Linked DNA regions of Homo sapiens: region 2 is linked to region 1. Evidence: chromatin contacts called from ENCODE Hi-C or POLR2A ChIA-PET data. All regions are on one chromosome and are shown on one strand. Each heading gives the region's core, a stretch centred on a gene start or an enhancer-like site at or near the end of the contact. The rest is flanking DNA. Distances are from core to core; before and after follow the strand shown.

Region 1 (3,040 bases), core at 324-2,823:
GCTCAATGTAGTTCATTGGGTCTACAAAAAGAGCATAGTTAATCTTAGAAATATTTCATTGCACAAGGCTGGCAGCTTTATCTTGTATGGCGAACTACCTCACTTTCAAATCTAAACGTCTTATCCCCTGCTGTAAGCTGGAACAGAGGCATCGATAAGGGAAATTAGTGATAAAAGGTAGTAATTATACACTGCAATGGCTGCGGGATCTGATTTAGAAGTCATAACTGACCCGAGTTTGAATCGGGGCTTTCCTACTTATTAGCGGTATGACTTTGGGCTACTTAATTTTAACCTTTCTGGGCCTGAGATCCCATATCTTAGATAATAATAGCAGTTATCTCAGAGGGTTGCCATAAGGATTAAATAATACCTGCAAAGCACTCAGCGCAACATCATACTTTCAGAAATGTTGGCTATTTTGACTATTATTTCTGTAAATTGGGCACATCTCAATTACAGAGAATCTCTAAAGTAGTTCTGAATCCCATCTCATAGAGTTGCAAAGGGTTTGGTCAATGCAACCTTATTTTTCCCACCTTTTAATTTCTGCAGTAGGCTACTGTAGCAGCCACTAGCACAGGTGGCTATTGAGCACTCCAACTGTGTCTAGTCGGAATTGAGATGCGCTGTTAAGTGGAAAATACACATCAGATTTTGAAGATTTAATTTTGAAGAATTAATTTTTTAATTTAATTTTGAAGATTTAATACGAAGAAAAGAACGTAAAATCTCAATTTTTAAATATTTGTTTAAGCGTTGAAATGATAATGTCTCAGATATACTAGGCTAAATGAAACATATAATTAAAATTAATTTCACGTGTTTCTTTTCACTTTTTAAATGTAGCTACCCCAAAATTAAAATGACATAAGGGACTCGCATTATATTTGTACTGGACAGAGTTCAGGTAAAACCTTTCTACTCATAACGTGGACAGCAGCACCTGGGAGCTTCTTAGAAACGCAGATGTTCGGCCCCGACCCAGACCTATCCCAAGGCGATGCTTACATCTCGCTCCAGATGATTCCGCCGTTTAGCATAATGAAGAGGGCCGATCTGGCTCAAAAGCCACATACAGCGAATAACTACTAACTGCTTTCCGAAAACAGCAAAGTGATGAGGAAGAAAGAAGTGGCTGAGAAGAAGTAACAGAGAAAGAAAAAGACACTCAAATTCTAGGAACAAGAAGCAGAGGAGAAAAACCCAACCTGGGAGATTAAGTGGAAGGGCACTCCCAGACCTCTGCCTCCATAAAAGTAGAGGGAGATGCAAACTGAGATAAGACCTACAATCAAAACCCGTCAAGGTCCAGGAAACTGTCCCTCAAATCTAGTCTTACCCACCCCTCAGCGGCCTCAGCTAAGCTAGGCCTGGGCCCGAACAAGTCCCAGGTTAGGGTTCGACGCGAACCACCATCCTCCCCAGGGCTGCACGGTTCTGTGGGGCATCTCTCCACCTTTCGCTTAAAGGCCCGTTTCCCAAGACACAGGACGCGTTTCCCGGGGCTCACCTGCCTCTGAGCCGCCCCAACGGCCTGCACCTTCACCACCGCCACCTTCCAGTCCTTCGTCAGAGAGCCCGCCCCCTGCTCCCATTGGTCAGGCCGCTCGTCACTCCTGAAGGGCGGGGTCGGACTCGCGAGGCTGTCCAGAACGCCATGGCAACCGGTCTCGGAACTACATCTCCCGTCATGTTCCGCTCGGGGGCGGAGAAAGAGGCGAGGCCCCGCCCCAAGGACTACCAATAAATGGGCGAAGTTGGAATCGCCCGGATGGGTTCCGTTTTATGCAAATTTTAGCCGAAGACCACACCCTTCCTCATTCCAACCATAGGCCCGGCCAACCCCTTTGGGTTGTGCTTCGCCTTTTTCCTTTCCACATTATTCTCTCCTTGAAAACCTCCAATAATTAAGTCAATTAAGTGCATCCTATCTAGTGTCTCTCACGGCAACGAGCAGATGCACCGAAATCGTGCAACAAAATCTCCATAAACCACGATAGGCAACCTCAGACCATAAATCTCCTGTTACGCCTACATGGGGAGGAGGGGGAGAGTGCTAATCCTGCCCCCACACAGCCCCTGCTGATTGGCTCATTCGGCTTGTCACTCTGTTGTCTTACATTTCTTTGGCTCACCCTCTTTGGGTTCGCACGGTGGGCGGGGCCAGTGGTAGGGGGTGGTGAGAAGGTGCGGGCCCCTTCTTCCAATTGGCTGGCGGTTTCCCCACCCACTTATGGGCGGAGATGGATGGTGGATGGGGGGCGGGGGAGGCAGCGGAGGGAGATGAGGAGATAGGCGGGAGCGAGGGAGCGAGGGAGGGAGCGAAGGAGGTAGAGAAGAGTGGAGGCGCCAGGGGAGGGAGCGTAGCTTGGTTGCTCCGTAGTACGGCGGCTCGCGAGGAAGAATCCCGAGCGGGCTCCGGGACGGACAGAGAGGCGGGCGGGGATGGTGTGCGGGGCTGCGGCTCCTGCGTCCCTCCCAGCGGCGCGTGAGCGGCACTGATTTGTCCCTGGGGCGGCAGCGCGGACCCGCCCGGAGATGAGGTGAGGAGAGGGCTGCAAGGCGGCGGCCTGGACCACGGGCGGCTGCAGCGGGGGCGGGGGTCGGCGCGGGGGTCTGCGCGATGGCTGCCCGGGGCATCCGTCCCGCGCCCGGCGCTTGTCTCCCCGGCCGCCCTTAGCCCCTCGCCGCGCGCCCGAGAGACGGCAGCGGCTGCCCCTCTGCCTTGTCCTTCCCGTCCTCGGGGGTGGCGGCGGAGTGGCGGGCGGACCCGCACTGGGAGGCCGGGGGCCGCGGTGGGCCGTGGGGTGGCGGCCGCGGGACGGGCGTGGGGATGAATGGGCGCCGCGGCCCCGCCGCCGAGCGGGCTCCCTCCTCTCGCGGGGACCCCGGGCGGCCGCTCCTTCCCGGGCTGACCTCGCTGCCCTCGGCCGCCGGCGAGGGGCGGCCCGGCCTCGCCTCCCGCCGGCCTCCCGGGGACCCGCGTTGGCGGGAGCGGCGCCGCCTCTGCCTGGAGCCCCGGCTCCTTCCTCGGCCC
Region 2 (3,263 bases), core at 90-2,589, 1.4 Mb before region 1:
ATTACACCAAGGAAAACGTTCCAGAAACGTCGATAAGCCGGTGGTGAATTACTGCCATCGGAACATTTACGGCATTCAAAGACAGAAAAAACTTCATCTTGAAAAATCACAATCCAAAAACAACAGCCATTCTTACACCAATTCATAAAAAATATGTGAACCACTTTATCCCTAAATACTGCAAAAACATCAAAATGAGGGAACAGTGGAACAACAGAGGTAAGAGGTAACTGCTAGAACCAGGATTAGAAACTAATTCCTGCCTTCTTCTGAACTCTTTTGCTACATCCTCCTTCCTCGCCAGTTTTCATGGGGTTGTTGGTGCTTTTATTGCAAGTTTCCTTCCCTTTCTTCCCTATAGCACTGTGTTCCGTCAACTCTGCGGCTCTATCACTGGAGGCTGTAGAGGCATCCGCTGATACACCAACAGCCTGCTAATTTCTATGGGGAGTAATAGTACTGGCTGCACCTCAAGTGCTTACAGTCTAGTTGACCATTTGTTTCTCTTTTTTTAGGGTCTTTAAAAGTGTTATTCTTTGTCGCCCTTTGTTTCTGAGTAATGCTCACGATGATGCTGATTCAACCACTGCTCTTCTGGGATCGGGGACCCCAGAAAAGAACCCACCGCCCGAGAGCCAAAGTGGAGGGGTGACCCTCCTCCCCTTTTCCTGCCACAGCTCACACTCTCAGACTTTTTGCTCTTAAAGTCCCTGGGCAGCCCCAAGGAGCCCCCGCCTCCTCCCGGGCCGCCCACGCGCGGCACCCCTGGAAGAAGGCGACCCCACGCCCCCCCTGCCCGGCTCGACCCAACTGACAGCGAAGCAGGATGCAGTTGGTGTCCTCCTGGCTGGCCACCCAGCTCAGCGAGTCGCCCAGCGGCCGCCGGCAGCCGGAGCACAGGAACACCAGCGGCCTCTCCTCCGCAGCCGCCGCCTCCTCCTCCAGCTGCGCCCTCTCCATGTCGGCCACCGACGCGTCTTCGCTCATGGAGCTCCACATGCTCGCCCACTTCTGCAACAGCTGGTGGCGGCTCGAGTCTTCGGAGAGTCTCTTGCCCAACAGCGAGGAGTCGCTGCATTTGCCCTTGTCGCCGCACTCACAGCCGCCAGCGCATCCTCTGCTACACCTCAGTGACCGAACGCCTGCCATTACCTACAAATCGCCCGCGCCCCAGAGCGCCATGGGAAAAAAAACCGCCGCTGCTCATGCGCGGGGCGGGGAGCGGTGGCGGAGGCCGAGAAGGGGCAAAAGCCTGAAGGGGGCGGGACGGCGGGCGGCCTCTAGTGCGCATGCGCGCCGTGCGGCCTTGGCCAAGCGTGATAGTCACTGCGCCTGCGTCAGGTTTTCCAGCCTGAAGAAATTGATGATGCAGACCTGTTTGCTTGTCTTCCTAAGGATTATTCACCCCTTTCCGTGGGAGGGGCAGCGTCACTGAGAAAGTTACGGGTTGCAAGCTTGAGTGTCTAAGAACCGCCTGGCGAGCTTCTTAAGCAGATCGCCAGGTTCCATCTTCGCAGACTCTGGTTCAGCAGGTAGCAGGTTAGCCCGAGAATCTGCATTTCTAACAAGCTCCTAGGCGTGCCCACGCTGTCAGTATTGGCAGCCCAACCTTTTTTGGGGGGTGGGGGGGGGAGTTTTTCTATGTTGCCGGTCTCGAACTCCTAGCCTTAAGCGATCTTCCCTACTCGGCCTCCCAAAATGCCAGGATCGCAAGCGTAAGCCACTGTGCCAGACCACCACCCTTTTTCTTCTTTTTTGTAAGTGGACTAATTATAGTTGTATATAAGCAGCTCCACTTTTGATGACCACTGCTCTATTTTGTCGGCTCCTGGGGACCTCCTTTCCATGAAGTGGAGAAGGAAGGGGATAGAGGAGTCCCTCATCACAGGGTCCTTTTGCGCACTGCTATCCCTGGAATGAGACCCTGGGAAGGGCCCCGGATCACTCAGGCTGTCACTGCAAGGAAAAAGTTGAGGAAGCAGCAGTGCCCCTGGAAAGCCTGGAAGTGTCCCTGCTGCTTGGATCAAGGAACAATTCGTCCTTGCAAGGAAGAAGCATCCCTTGTTGATGATAAGGACAGATTTCCTCAGCTGCCCCAGAAAGCCAGCCTCTGCCTAAAACACCGTAGGTCAGGAGGGAAAGCTGGCGGGGAACCAGCCAGCTGCACCACAGACAGTCTGGTGGTATACCTGGGAAGAAAGCTACCTGCAAGGACCTACTCTGTTCCTACTACGCTCTGGGTGTCCCCCAAGTCACTGCCTATTTTGCTTGGTTGCATAAACTATTTATGTAAATGTACTTCCAATTTTAGTGCTTACAGCCACTAGCAAAAAGCAAAAGCTTTGGAGTCAGTGGTCCTGGTTAACTTACCCCTCCCTCCACAAGGTAGTAACAGTGTAGGGAACTGTGGAAAAGGCTGTTTGCCTTCCCTGAGTCTAATTCTTCATGGAGTAAATGGAGTCTGTTTCTTCAGTACTACACCAAGTTGTTCATGAGGATCGAGTTTTCTAATATTCATGAAAATACTTTGTAAACCCTGGCACACCATGCTCATGTTAATCACCTTCTTACTGGAAGAAAATGCTTTAGATAATTTAGGCTTTTTTTTTTTACCCATAGAATTCCCTTCCTTCCTTCTGCTTTTTTTTTTCTTTTCTTTATTTTTTCAGAGATGATGTTTCAGTATGTTGCCCAGGCTGGTCTCGAACTCCTGGCCTCAAGCGATCCTCCTGCCTCAGCCTCCCAAGTAGCTGGAACTACAGGCATGCCTCACCATACTTTGCCCCTTCTACTTTTGTAGAGCCAAGCCTGACCTTCCTGGACTGTTGTTTTCAAGCATAATATCTCTGGTACAACATTGATACAATCCACATGAGTTCTTTAAGTAAGTGGCTAGTTACTTGGGGATTCAAAGGATCATCTTGTCTCAGACTTTGGGTTCCTATTGTCAATACTTAAATTCTATGATAGGATGCCCCAGGAAAGAAGGAATACAAGGCCGAGCTGCGTGGTGACTTTCAGGGGCCCTATTTTTGCCTTAGTAGGCCTTTCTCTCCATAAAACAGTTAATAAAAATTTCATTTTATAGTCACATTGCTATGAAGATGATTATATTAAAATGATATCATAAAACATTTTTAGACCTGTAAGTTCATTTATTGCTCTTGATTAAAAAAATTGAAACATTTTCATGGTCCTTCAGAATATCATGGTTTGTAGGCATGATGCCTCCTGCACATCATGGAGAAGTTGGCTGATGCAAA

Evidence for each region. A loop is a pair of places that touch in the nucleus more often than their neighbours do. ChIA-PET counts read pairs that join two places held with the same protein, here RNA polymerase II (POLR2A). Pooled maps may share reads with other maps.
Region 2: a map of CD8-positive, alpha-beta T cell shows a loop between it and region 1 (21-fold over the local background). The contact joins the promoter of MIS18A-AS1 here to the promoter of CRYZL1 in region 1. A Hi-C loop is called at or near these places in 5 of 168 maps with a recorded cell type or tissue (B cell, CD14-positive monocyte, CD8-positive, alpha-beta T cell and 1 more), 7 of 37 single-sample maps with no recorded cell type and 12 of 50 pooled maps. POLR2A ChIA-PET finds 5 or more read pairs at or near these places in 1 of 52 experiments (T-cell).

Annotation. Positions count from the first base shown.
Region 1 is chr21:33,640,168-33,643,207 of GRCh38, forward strand. It overlaps CRYZL1 (crystallin zeta like 1), which reads right to left and starts at 1,574. Exons shown (of 13, transcript NM_145858.3): 1 at 1,514-1,574. ITSN1 (intersectin 1) reads left to right here and starts at 2,334. Exons shown (of 40, transcript NM_003024.3): 1 at 2,334-2,546. RefSeq lists an enhancer at 1,313-1,722 and silencers at 2,193-2,532, 2,543-2,642, 2,963-3,040.
Region 2 is chr21:32,277,866-32,281,128 of GRCh38, forward strand. MIS18A-AS1 (MIS18A antisense RNA 1) reads left to right here and starts at 1,340. Exons shown (of 1, transcript NR_046576.1): 1 at 1,340-3,134. MIS18A (MIS18 kinetochore protein A) reads right to left here and starts at 1,184. Exons shown (of 5, transcript NM_018944.3): 1 at 816-1,184. The coding sequence starts at 1,149. RefSeq lists enhancers at 433-934, 935-1,434, 1,378-1,597.